2 separate regions of the Homo sapiens genome follow, and region 2 is linked to region 1. Evidence: chromatin contacts called from ENCODE Hi-C or POLR2A ChIA-PET data. All regions are on one chromosome and are shown on one strand. The core of a region is the stretch at or near the end of the contact, and the rest is flanking DNA. Distances in the headings are between cores, read along the strand shown. Region 1 has its middle 180 kb from the start of MIR5702. Region 2 overlaps RHBDD1 (rhomboid domain containing 1).

Region 1 (6,693 bases), core at 1,794-4,293:
GTGAAGTATTTGTCATGTCTCCTCTCTGCATTCTGTCACATGCAGAAGTAGAGGCTCCCTCTGCCATGTTTCTAATCTACCTCTTCATGTCTATTATAGTGCTCATTGTGTTATAATTATTTGTATCTATATGTTGTTAGATGATACATTATTTGAAGGAAGTAGCCATGTATTCACCTTATAACTGAATTCAATATCAGGCATAGAACAGATGTTTGATAAGTATTTGTTACCTAGAACAATGAAAAAACAAACAATTTGTTACCTAGAACAACAGCAAGAAACTTCAGGTCCTCTCATTTGGTAATCAGTGACTTTTAAGCTCTTGGTAAAGTAACACTCTGTAAAAAATACTTATTTTACATCACAACTTAGAACACACTGACACAAACGCAACTGATAGTTTTATAATACAGCATTTTCTACCTTTAATATGTGTGAGGTACACTGATATTTTCTATTCTGTTCTAGTTTTAAAATTTGGTCTGACCCACCAAATTGATTTCATAACCCAGCTGGTTGTGGCCCACAGTTTGAAAAGCATTATTTCTCCTTTTGGCTTTAGGAAGATCTATTTATTTCATCTGGTTTCAGAGCAATCTGTTCTGTTTTAAAGGTTATCAAAGATTCATATTATTGTAGCCATCTTCAAAACACTTGTTCTACTAGAAATAATCAATGTGTAAATTAAATGTTATTTTAATAGTCTCTAATTGCTAAATTTCTTCCAGTGCTCCTCTTATATATTTTGTTGGAGAGATAAGCAAGTAAAAAGTTATCTAATCCTGGTTTTACTTAGTGCATAAGAGATTTTACCATATTCCATAATGGAATATAAGGAGTGAAGTGCCAAAAAGTTCAGGTGCCCTGAGAGCTGGCCAGTAGCCACCACATATAATGTATTTGAATTCACACAACAAGGAATCAGTTTCCAAGAAACATGCAAAAGGATGTTCTTGAAATAACTACCTGGAGAATTCAAAGTCTTAGCAACTGATTATAATTCTTGACTCCAAACCTACAGAAGAAAAAATACTGAGGAAAACCATTTCTATGATCCAGAAAGTTAACACCACAAATCAACTTACAAAAACACTTAATGACATACCATGGCCATTCTGCTGTGCTTAGGTTATAATGGGGCAATGACTTATTGGGAAACTTTCATTGGAAAATAGATAGTCGAGGACAGGTCCTCCTCTCTGAAGTCAGAGAGAACTAGTCACCCTCTTCCTGACCTCCATGATCTTACTGCCCACTGATAGGCTATCCTGAGTAGAAGGGAGATAAGATGGCCCTTCTGGACAACTCAAAGGGATCCCTTTTGAAAGTGAAAATGTTTTGAAGTTTTTTCATGCCTGAGCTAAATACAGGCACTGCATCTTCTTATATGTAAACATGGGGCTTTTGATAGGTAGACACCATCTTCTAAATCCAGCAACACCACTGAAGTCTGATGGCCGGTAGAAGAATAATGTAAATTTTTCCAAAATGCTTTGAATCTCTGGTTCAGTCAATATAATTTTATTCTTTAGAGCTACACGGTCCCATAAAGTAGGATTAGCCACATAGGGCTATGCCAACTAAAAGTAATTAAAATTAAACAAAATGAAAAATTCAGTTCTTTAGTCAGAGTGATTCCACATCAAGTGCCTAGTATCCATTACTGTGGAAGGTTCTATTGGTTCTGTACAGTGCTGTCTATAGCCATTTCATTTTATTAACATCTGATGTCTTTGGTTGCTTGCTTGATTGCTAAAAAAGGAAAAGTGGAAGGACGGTGGAGCCTTGCTTGTCCATGTTAGGAAAACGTTTATTTCAGCCTCTACAGGGCTTCTTATCTAAAAGTCTTCTATGCTCACTCTTATTGGGTCCTTTACATGGGTCCATTCCAGCTCCTGCCTTGATCCTGTCTAATCAATCCTTCTCACTGCTTCCAGCGTTAGCATTCTTTTTTTTTTTTTTTTTTTTTTTTTTTTTTTTTTTTTTTTTTTTTTTTTGAGACGGAGTCTGGCTCTGTTGCCCAGGCTGGAGTGCAGAGGCACGATCTCGGCTCACTGCAAGCTCCGCCTCGCGGGTTCACGCCATCCTCCTGCCTCAGCCTCCCGGGTAGCTGGGACTACAGGCACCCGCCACCACGCCTGGCTAATTTTTTGTAATTTTAGTAGAGACGGGGTTTCACCGTGTTAGCCAGGACCAGGGTTAGCATTCTTAACCACAGGGCAATGGAAGTTATTTTTTTCCTAGGAAAACTTCAACTCTTCCCCATTACTCACAGAGTAACTTTTACTTACCTTGATTTGGATTTGATCTGGCCCGAACCAACCCTTTCAGCTCTTTTTCTGTTTCTCTGACTATCCTATGCCCTGGCCACACTCAAATTCAAACACCCTTGGCTGCCTACCCACATAACTTTAGTCTTTTGCTCATGCTGTTCCTTGGAGCTCTAGGAAACGTGTCCATGCATCTTGGTTCAGTTTATGTGCCAGAACCTTTGTGAAAACTTCACAATCTCGCTGAACCAAAGTGTGTCACTACCTTGTCTAAGTGCTCACAGCACTTGCAGTTCTATTACATTTTTTTTCCACTTAAATTTTTACGTGTTTAACTCTCCTACTGGGTGATAAGCTTTTTGATGCACAAGATCTTGCACCTCTGTGTCCTGCATAGCTTTCTACACATAGCTGTTTAACAAGAAATACACAAAGAGAGTTGAATTTAATTTGGGGTGAGGATAGAAAAAATGGTTAACTGGAGTCAGGGAGGGTGTGCTTAGAGAACCATTGCTGGGGGTTGTGTAGGATTATAAAGGATGCAGACTGGAGGAGGACTGAGGTTAAGATGAGAAATCTACCCTTGGCAGTGCTGAAAAACATAACAGAATTGTGCGGCAGCACTGCAGGCTGCCAATGTTTCATAGGTCACAAAACACCACGAGGCATTCCTCCTGATGGAGGTCAACCTCCAGCAGAGTGAGTCACTCTCTCCCTGTGCCCATGAGGCCCTTAATCCATGGCTCTGCAATATTCCAAGGCCTCAGGCTGAGCACTTCCTGGTGTCAGGGCCACCCTCTTGCTCTATCCTGCCTCCTTACCATGCACACTGCCCCATCCATCCTAGGGCCCAGTTTCATGCATCCCATAAGGAAGTTTGCAGTAAATTCTGACTGAATAAATTCAACTGTGAGCTAAGACCTGAGTGAAGGTAACCACAGGCAGAATCTAAAGCATGTAGATTGCCGAGTACAAACAGGAATGCGGAATATGTTGCCGGAGTAATTTTATTTATTTTCAAACAGCGCAGGGTCTTTGGGTCATCTCCACCATTTAACCCAGCGATATCTTGGCATCCCTGGAATGCTGAATGCTGTTTGATCAGTCATCACGTCTCCTTTCCACAAAAGGGCCTGTTTTTACTGAAGATAAAACTCTCTTTCCTCGTCTTCAAAAGGAAGCTCAGTACATTACAAAAAAAAAAAAAAAATTCCCCCTTTGACTTTTTCTCACTCTAAGTTTCCCAGGGGTCGATGTGAAGTGAAGGAGAATGTGGAGAATTGGAGCTGGAAGTGTTAGGAACCTAGAGCTCTTTTCCACGAATGGGAGGGAAGTTCATCAAAGCACATGTGTGGTCAAAGAAGCTTAAAAATAAACCTGATTTCTAACACAGAAAAGAAAAACTCATTAAGCTTTCAATAAGCTGCTTTTTTCAAGGAATAAAAAAATAAAAAAAGAGAAAGAAATGTCTGCCAACAGAGGAAAAGGCAATACACTCTTCCAAAAGGATCTTTTGAGTAAAAGGAACATGTAAATTCCAAGAAAAGTTAGTTAGAAAGAACAGTTTATTCTCACTGGTTCCTTCTCATCACATCAGTATTTATTTCCCCAAATGCCCTTTATTTATTCATTTTAAAGTATTATAGGTGTCTACATGTTGGTCAGGGCATAAGGAACTTTTCTTACCGCAAAGACCCTTTGGGACACCAAGCAGAGACCTCAGCTATCCTTTTAAATTCTCAGGACTCTGAAACCTAATGTCTGCGTAGACTAACAGGAGGACTGCTGGAAGAAGGCAGGAGCCCAAGTAGTTAGCACATAGGCCGCTTACCAAGAAAATCACCAGGGTGTTCCAGCGTGAGCTGGTTTGACATCAATCCATACGATGGGGTTAGCGTGTGCCAGCTTCAGACTGTGTAACTTCTATTTACCGAAACTGTAACACATACTCATTGTGAGCTACAATTATCCACAGTTTAGTATGTTTATGAAACTATTTTGTGGTTATTTATTAAAAATAAAATTTATGTGTGCTTATTGAAGCTATATTTTGGCAGGCAAAAGAGGTTGGCAGAAATGTCTGAGTCAACAGCGGGCACTAGCCACTCTTTATGTCGTCATATAAAAACTTGTCAAATAATATTTAGTTTTTAATCTTCAGTTGCAAACATAAGGTTAGTCATGAAAAATATTCTGTGAGTTGGTCTCCTTGAAACAGGAGACTGGGTGTTTGGATTTAACTAAAGGTGATAATTAAGTTTCTGGCTTGTTTAAGGGTGATCTGTTATCCCTTTTCTCCCACCAACTTCTACTACCTGTTTTTTTATCCATGTTCCTCTTCCTTATGTCTTTAAGAGCTGTTTCATAATGATTTTTCATAATATGAGCTGTTTATCTACCAATACAAAAATGCAAAGACAAATGTATTACTCATGATCAAGGATAAATTATCCTGCCTGTATGGTCATGGTAGTATTCTCTTGGAGATCTTTTGGGAGCAAATGGATTATTTATTTTTTCTGAAATTTTTAGTTAATTATTTTATTTATTTATTGAGACAGGGTCTTGCTCTGTTTCCCAGGCTGGAGTGCAGTGGTGCAATCACAGCTCACTGCAGCCTCAAATTCCTAGGCTTAAGCCGTCCTCCCACCTTAGCCTTCCAAGTAGCTGGGAGCACAGGTGCATGCCACCACACCTGGTTAATTTATTTTTCGTAGAGATGGTGTCTCCCTATGTTGCCCAGGTTGGTCTCAAACTCCTGGGCTCTAGTGATCCTTCCACTTCAGCTGCCTGAGTAGCGGGGAACACAGCCACGTGCCACCGCACCTGGCTAATTTTTCATTTATTGTAGAGATGGGGTCTCCCTATGTTGCCCAGGCTGGTCTTGAACTCCTAGGCTCTAGCAATTCTCCCACTTCAGCCTCCCAAAATGCTGGGATTACAGGTGTGAACCACCACACCCAGCTAGTTATTTAAATCACTATACTTACTTTCCAAGGGCCTTTTAAGAAGGAGGTTCTTCTTCTTTTTTTTTTTTTTGTTTTTTTTGTTTGTTTGTTTGTTTTTGGAAGGAGGTTCTTCTTAAAGTGGCCACAGTTAGCTTCAGGAATGTATAGTCCATCATAATTAACTATGTGTACTTACACACAAACTGGAATCATAGGAGTTTGTTCATAGGGATCCTGAATGGATAGAAAAATGGCATTAAGTAAGGGGCCTTGGGATTAGAAAGGATATTCTATGAATAGGTGGAAAAAGGAATTCTTTGTCTTTGACTCTACTTGCATAAAGATTCAACAGGAGAAGAGGAAAGATTTAGTATGGAATTGTTCAAGAATAAATCTTTCGTAAAGGGGAGATTCTGAGATGTGATAAATTGGAGTTGAAAAGACAGCCCAATGTACTTCTTGCTACTTCCTTAAATACCTTGAGTATGAGTCACTGCTGAGGTTGTGCTTTAGTTTTCCTTGAAAGAATTTCTGATCTCAACCATAGAAGACATTTGTAAATTTTATATGTCAATTGTCTCTCGTGTCTCTGGAGTTTTGCTTTGGTTCTAGTAGAAGAGCTGTTTTGAGCATGCCCTTGTTGACAGCGATTTGGTCCTGCAACAGAGTATTTGCTGCCAAGTAACCTAATCCACACACATTTTATTTATTTATTGAGTATCTTTTGTGAGCAAAGCTCTGTGCCAGGTGCTATAGAGAATGTACACCTAAGAGCCATTCCTCTAAGAAGGATGTAAAGTGAAAAAATGTGTTATCTATGAGTGGTCTCTATACCATAGTCTACAGAAGTTTGGATGCCATCATAGGGTTGAAACCTTATTTTGGATCCACCAAACACAATAATTCTGAGAACTGCAGGAATTTGGTATATTTGAAAACAAACATGCAGCAGAATAGGGCAAGAGAGTGGAAGGGAGGAATGTGTCTGGATCAGTAGGATCCAAATGAACCCATCACATGGTTTCAAAAGTCTTGTAGATAGCGTTCCCGAGGATGCAATTTGAGCCAGAGTCTGGTGAGAAGGATGTTCACTAGAAGGACTAGTCTTGGATTAACACATGTGGAAGCAGGAGAAGGAAGAAGGATTGGGCAGAGAGATAAGGGGCACTGGGGTTTGGGCCCAGTGACAGCCTTGGTTGACCCCATGAGGAGCAGTGGAACTATAATGGTTCTCCAGGGGGGTCCCCAGTTGGGTTGAGATGATTGGGCTTTTATACCTTCACATTGACCAATCACTGGATGAGGGCCTCCCCAGGATGGAGTGTGACCTCCTGGGTCAAGGCAGTTCTTTGCAGCTGCAACAACCCTGAAGGGGCTGGCAACACTCTCAGCCCATGGACAACAAGTCTTTATTGAAGGGGGATCTGAGTGGTGCACCTTGGTGTCTACCTCAAAAATCTTATTTGCATTAA
Region 2 (6,586 bases), core at 3,376-5,875, 510 kb before region 1:
AACCACACTTTACTTTTTGAGTCACTAATTATAATATTCTCTCTTTATAAATAGTGTGAAATTAACTTAAAATGGTATAACTTTCATACAAATGGAAATTTCAGTTTTGGTTTACGAGAAAGGTAATATTTAGATGTGACTTTAGAGAGAAAACATTCGCATTTCTATCCTTCAATCAATCAAGACTGCAACAGTGGAGATTCCCTAATGCTGAAATAATATCTGGAATCTCAAAACAAGAAGCCTTGAAATGGAGATCTCTGTGATTTACAGTGGTCAGCACCCTGCATTGTGAAATAGAGATCAACTCAGCCCCTAGTTTACCACTTTACCTGTTGTACTTTTCTCTCCCCTCCAGTTGGTTAATTTTGGAGACCCTTAATGAACAAAAATGACTTAAAATCAACAGGCCATAATCCAGTTAACAATCGAGTAAGCTATAACATCAGGTCCACTATGTCAGGTCAGTGTTTCCTGCAATATAGACAAGATATGGTCAGACTTCTAGAATTCCCCCACCTCCCAAAAAAAGAAAGAAAAGTCAAAGAGACAAAGAATATTTGTGGGACAATTGCTACATGCTCACTCTGTTTACTGCTCCCCTACCCCTACACCTTGAAGTGTATAACTTGATTCATTTTCACAAACTGGACATGTGAGACCAATATCCAGATCAAGATATGAGGATATTTCTGAAAATACCACAATATTTCCTGCACTTATAAGCCACCACAAGCCCCCTTCCAGTTACTATACCCCGTTACCCAACAGTACCCATGATCCTGATTTCTAACTATAGATTTTTCCCCTATTTTTGTCCATAAGTGGATCCATACAATATGTATGCCTTGTGAGTGGCTTCAATTTACATTATGCTTGTGAGATTTATCCACATTGTTATAAGTGGTTTCTATCCTACTTATCCCTCCAAGTAGAATTTCTTTGTCTATTTTACAGGTGAGGAATTGAGGCTTAAAGATTTTAAGCAACTTGGCAAAGCCAAATAGCTGGTCAGTGGCTGAGTCAGGAACTCAAACCTAGATCCCCGCCTATTCTCCTTCAGACATGAGATGTTCCAGTTGTCTTCCTCAGCCCCTACATCAGCATGTGTAAACCTCCAGAATGTATTATTGCCTCAATTACGACTTGGAGACAGGGTCTGTTTAAAAGACAGCAGAAACAATGCATCTTCTGCCTTAAATAAGGCTCACTGCAAATAGTAAGGCTTTATTTTGGATAACTGGATGCATCTAGAATTAGGATCTCCTTTGACAAGGAGTAAGGTTTGGCAATAGATAGGTCTAGCTGCAAAAGTCAGCCTTGGTAGTTAACTCTCAAGTATTTTCTAAAATAGAGAACAGTTTGTAACTTCTTACAGGAATAATTCTCTATGCTCGTTCTATCTCTTAATATATCTATATCTATGTATATGAGGTCTGTAAAATGATAGAAAAAGTATGAAAACCCTTCGGAATATTAAAATCCTACCTTCCTCTCAGAAGCTCCAGGGCCAATGTGTCTGCTCGGAGGGGCAGCTGGAGCCCCCGGCCTCTTCTGATGTTTCTGATGCAGATTCCACACCAGTCCGCAGAGAGGGCCAGCCTGGCACAGTGCGGGCAGCTGCTATCCACCTCGCAAGGCCTGAGTCTTTGCTCAACTCCACTACAGGGACCCTGCAGCCTCAAAGGATTCCTTAGGTCCAAACTGCGGCCTGCTTCAGGCTTCCCAGGCATCTGGGTCCTTTGTCTGTTCTGACCTTTATCTTGGGGTCCAGGAGACTTGCCATTGTCTCTTTATGACCTGGTTTTCCTGCAGATGTTCAGGTGGGGCACAGTGGAAGGGAAGGACAGGGGAAGAGACTTACAGTGGCCTCCTCAGGGCCCTGATATGAGTCCTACTCCCAACCTCTTGCTTCTTGATCTTGAGACTGTCTTTGGGTAAGTTTTAATTACATTATTTTAAAAAGAAAAGAGTAGTGAGGGCAAGAGTGTTTAAATGATAATACACTGAGCTCAAAATAGAATAAAATATTGCCTCCTCCTGAAACACACTGGGTCCTGGCCCTGCTGCTTGCCACCTGCTATGACTTTCATCCTAAGAGAATGGTGGCAGCTGGATTCTCCCATTCTCAGCTTTTTAGCAGCCCTGGCCCTATGCACAGAAGTTTCCATCAAACAGCAACCATTGCCCAGTTTGCTGCAGTGGTCCTTAATCTGAAGTGTGCACAGAAATGAAGAACCTGTTCAAAATGCAGATTATTGGATCCCCTCCACCCCCTCACCACAGATTCTGATGCAGTAAGTGGTGGTTGGAGCCCAGGAACTTCATTTTAACGAGCACCCAGATGACTCTGTTGCAGATAATATATCAAGTCACTGAGAAATGCTGTGGCAAATGAATTCACTTCAACCAGATGTGGGTTCATATCTGGGGTCCACCACGATCTGGCACAGGTCACTTCCCTCCCTGGGCCTCAGGCCCCTCATCTGTACCCAGAGGGGGGCCTGGACCTCTGACTCCCACACAGAGGTTCGAGTGTCCATGATTGTTTTGTTCCCAGTGAGACACAGGCGTCAGGTGGTGGAGAGATGGGAGAGTGCAAATGTGTCACACCAGCAACCTGCCTCATTGGCCAGCTGCCTGAGCAGCTTCTCTGGAGACTGTTGCCTGTCCTACCAGCTAGCTGCTCATGACTTTTGGCAGCTGGGCACAGAAGCAGCCATGCTATGCTCCTTGGCAATGTCCTCCAACACATTTTGTCTCTCTTCAGTGCCGTCCTCCCATCCCAATTTTTTTTTTTTATACTTTAAGTTCTGGGATACGTGTGCAGAACATGCAGGTTTGTTACATAGGTATATGTGTGCCATGGTGGTTTGCTGCACCCATCAACCTGTCATCTCGTTATAAGCCCCAGATGCATTGGGTATTTGTCCTAATGCTATGCCTCCCCTTGCCCCCAGCCCCCAACAGGCCCTGGTCTGTGATGTTCCCCTCTCTGTGTCCATGTGTTCTCATTGTTCAACTCCCACTTATGAGCGAGAACATGCGGTGTTTGGTTTTCTGTTCCTGTGTTACTGTGCTGAGAATGATGGTTTCCAGCTTCATCCATGTCCCTGCAAAGGACATGAACTCATTCTTTTTTATGGCTGCATAGTATTCCATGGTGTACATGTGCCACATTTTCTTTATCCAGTCGATCACTGATGGGCATTTGGGTTGGCCCCAAGTCTGCTATTATGAATAGTGCTACAATAAGCACACACGTGCATGTGTCTTTATAGCAGAATGATTTATAGTCCTTTGGGTATATACCCAGTAATGGATTGCTGAGTCAAATGGTATTTCCAGTTCTAGATCCTTGAGGAATCGCCACACTATCTTCCACAATGGTTGAACTAATTTACACTCCCACCAACAGTGTACAAGCATTCCCATTTTCCACATCCTCTCCAGCATCTGTTGTTTCCTGACTTTTTAGTGATCGCTATTCTAACTGGCATGAGATGGTATCTCATTGTGGTTTTGATTTGCATTTCTCTAATGACCAGTGATGATGAGCTTTTTTTCATATGCTTCTTGGCCACATAAATGTCTTCTTTTGAGAAGCATCTGTTCATATCCTTTACCTGCTTTTTGATGGGGTTATTTTTTTCTTGTAAATTTTTTTAATAAACTTTTTATTTTGGAATAATTTTAAATTTACGTAAAAGTTGCAAAGATACTGCAGACAAGTCTATTCCCTAAATGTTAACATCTTACAGTACATTTGTCGAAACTAAGAAACCAACATTGATACATTCCTCTGAACTAAATTCCAGACATTTAGATCTCACCAGTTTTTTTCACTAATTTCCTTTTTCTGTTCGGGGTCCAATCCTGGAGACCACAGTACATTTTGTTACCAAGTCTCCTTAGTCTCTTTTGGTCTGTGGCTCTTTCTGAGTCCTTTCTTGACCCCCATGACCTTGACAGTCTTGAGTGGTAGCAGACAGATATCGTGAAGAATTTCATTCGGTCTGGTTTGTCTGCTATTTGTCCTCATGGTTAGACTGGGGTTATGGGTTTTGGTGAAGAATACCATAGAGGTGAAATGCCCTCATCACATATCAACGTGCTGTCAACATGACTTATCACTGGTGACATTAACCTTGACCACTTAGATAAGTAGTGCTTTCATCAGTTTTCTCCACTTTGAACTTTTTCTTTTTAAAATGAGTTCCAAGGGAATAAAGCTTTGGCCTTTGCCACTAAGAGTTACCTGGATAAACTGGAAGAGGTAGGAGTGGGCATCTCAAGGTGGCTTTGTCACTCTTGGGCATGAGTAGGATATAGTGGTCTGGAATCATCCCTAACCTTGCTGGGTTCTGCACCCCTCATTCCAGGTGAAGTGGGGTCTGCTAACGTTGGTGTGGGTGTGTGAATCACCAGGAGGGCTGTTTAAGAAATAGTTGCTGATTGGGTGGGCTTCCCACAGAGCCCAGGCCGCTGTAGTTTTAATGAGCTCCCGGGTGACTCCGATGTACATCAGCCTTTGAGAACCATTGAGCTACAGCTCGGATTTTTCTTGCAACTGAACATATCCACCCGAGTTTCATTCTGGTATTTATATCTGCCAGCAGGTGGAACCAGAGGCCTATGACATTAAATCTGCTGAAGAAAACTAGGACAAATTCCAGTCAACAAAGCATTCCGCATCGTAAGCAGAATTAGGGTTATTTTGAAACAGATGGGCGCTACAGAGGCTGCTGCATTGAATATTATGGAGTTGTTTATTGTCTAGATGGCCCGAAACCCAGGAGTTATTTGCCAGCATCTAGCAGTTTCTATGTCATATCAGAATTCTTCCAGAGCAGAGGAGACTGACAAGGCACTGGGAGAGATATAGATACAGATATGGATATGAATGTAGATAGTTTAACCAGTTCTAATCCTGAATTTCCTCCTGCTATTGTGCATGCTGCCTCGTGTTAGTGAGTGCTTTGCAGGAATGATCCGGAGCCTCCTAAATATGCTAACTCCAAATCAGAGGAGATAAACAGACATAATCTATGGTAATAAGACAATCAATCCTGGATGCAGTAATACTCAAAATGATCTATGTTAGGCCTAATCAGGTGGTACTGGTTACTGGCTCACATTTTCACTCAAACCCCCCACTTGTACTTGCCCCCAATCCTCCTCTTTGCTTCTGCCCCTCCTCCCCCTCCCCCACCCCAACCCCCAGGAGAGCATCAGAAGGGCGGAAGTGAGATAAAAGGCCCATCTAGCTCTCATTCTGACTGTGCCTGATGCCTGGTTCAGAGTGCACACTGCTGTCTAAGGACACTCAGAACTTGGTTTGACTTGGGGGTTTCTCTGGCCTAGCACTGAGTGAATGTACAAGACCAGGGCTTATAAATTGAGTATTCCATGAGTTCTAGGAATCTGCAAAAGTCTCCAGCACCAGTGGTTCCTTTCAGGAGAATATTTCTAATTCCTTAGCCTACGACCCCAGGGCGTTAGCTGTTGCTGTTCTGCCTGGTCCGCCTAGGCTCAGAGAGGTCACGAAGGCTGTCATGGACTCAATATTTGTGTTCCCTCAAAATCCATACGTTGAAGTCCAAACCCTCAATGTGATGGCATGTGGAGGTGGGGCCTTTGGGAGGTAATTAGGTTTACATGAGGACATGAGGGTGGAGCCCCCGTGATGGCATTGGTAAACTTATCAGGGAATGAAGAGGCCAGAGCTTGCACTCTCTGCCAATGTGAGGTCACAGTGAGAAGGCAGCCATCTATAATCCAGGAAGAGGGACCCCACTATAACCTGATCATATTAGTACCTGGAACTTCTAGCCTCCAGAACCGTGAGAAATAAATTTCTGTTGTTTAAGCCACCGGGTCCATGGTAGTATTTTGTTAAGGTGGCCTAAACTGACTAAGACAGCATCTTTGAAGTTGGCAGCTTGGCAACTGGTAGTTCAGCAGGTGCTGGCTGTCACAGCTGCTGGGCAGACCCCCAGTGATCAGAGCGGTGAACAGATGTGCTTTCTGGTGGAGAAGAAAGCACATCTTTCTTGGGACTCTGTCCTAAGTGGTGGCTTCATAATTGCCGGAGACAGCAGCTCCCTCCCTCCAAGGGACACAATGCCAGCTGCATGGCTCACCCTCCTATACGAGCAGGGACAGTTCCTCCATTCACAAATAACAAGATCCCCCACACCATTGCGTTTTGCCCAGGCTCTCAAATCTTCTGTTCAGCTAAAGGTATAAAGAAGCATTTTTGATAATATTTAGACCTGTTTTATTTTTTTCTCACTCCCTTCCACTTGAGTTTCAAACCAGAGAGATGGCCCAATTTCCAGTCCTTCAAACCAAGGATCAAGGGAATGTTTTCATTGACTTTTGAAATCAAAGACCATTTGAAATTAGCCAACATTTCCCTCAGAAACCTCAATCTTCTTAAAACACTCCTTAACCTTTGCACGTGAAAAAAAGTACAAGTAAACATCATCCCAAGCATTCAAGGAATAAGGAAAAAAAAAGACAAGCCAGTGGGAAAAGAACTTTGAAAAGGGACAAAAAGTTGGCAACTTCTGCTGAGAACAAC

Evidence for each region. Hi-C counts contacts between places; a loop is a spot of excess contacts on that map. ChIA-PET counts read pairs that join two places held with the same protein, here RNA polymerase II (POLR2A). Pooled maps may share reads with other maps.
Region 2: a map of IMR-90 shows a loop between it and region 1 (6-fold over the local background). The contact joins two enhancer-like sites. A Hi-C loop is called at or near these places in 1 of 168 maps with a recorded cell type or tissue (IMR-90) and 8 of 50 pooled maps. POLR2A ChIA-PET finds 5 or more read pairs at or near these places in 1 of 52 experiments (Panc1).

The regions. Positions count from the first base shown.
Region 1 is chr2:226,474,826-226,481,518 of GRCh38, reverse strand. No RefSeq gene overlaps it. Among named protein-coding and RNA genes, the nearest start is that of MIR5702, 180 kb to the left of the region's middle. RefSeq lists a silencer at 3,112-3,406 and an enhancer at 3,044-3,594. Within about 2 kb of position 3,043, at least 15 of the 41 ENCODE cell types and tissues checked have a DNase peak (open chromatin) inside an H3K27ac peak, as active enhancers do.
Region 2 is chr2:226,983,555-226,990,140 of GRCh38, reverse strand. All of the region lies in intron 8 of RHBDD1 (rhomboid domain containing 1), which reads right to left. It also overlaps a transcript of COL4A4 not described here. Among named protein-coding and RNA genes, the nearest start is that of RHBDD1, 150 kb to the right of the region's middle. Within about 2 kb of position 4,625, at least 5 of the 41 ENCODE cell types and tissues checked have a DNase peak (open chromatin) inside an H3K27ac peak, as active enhancers do.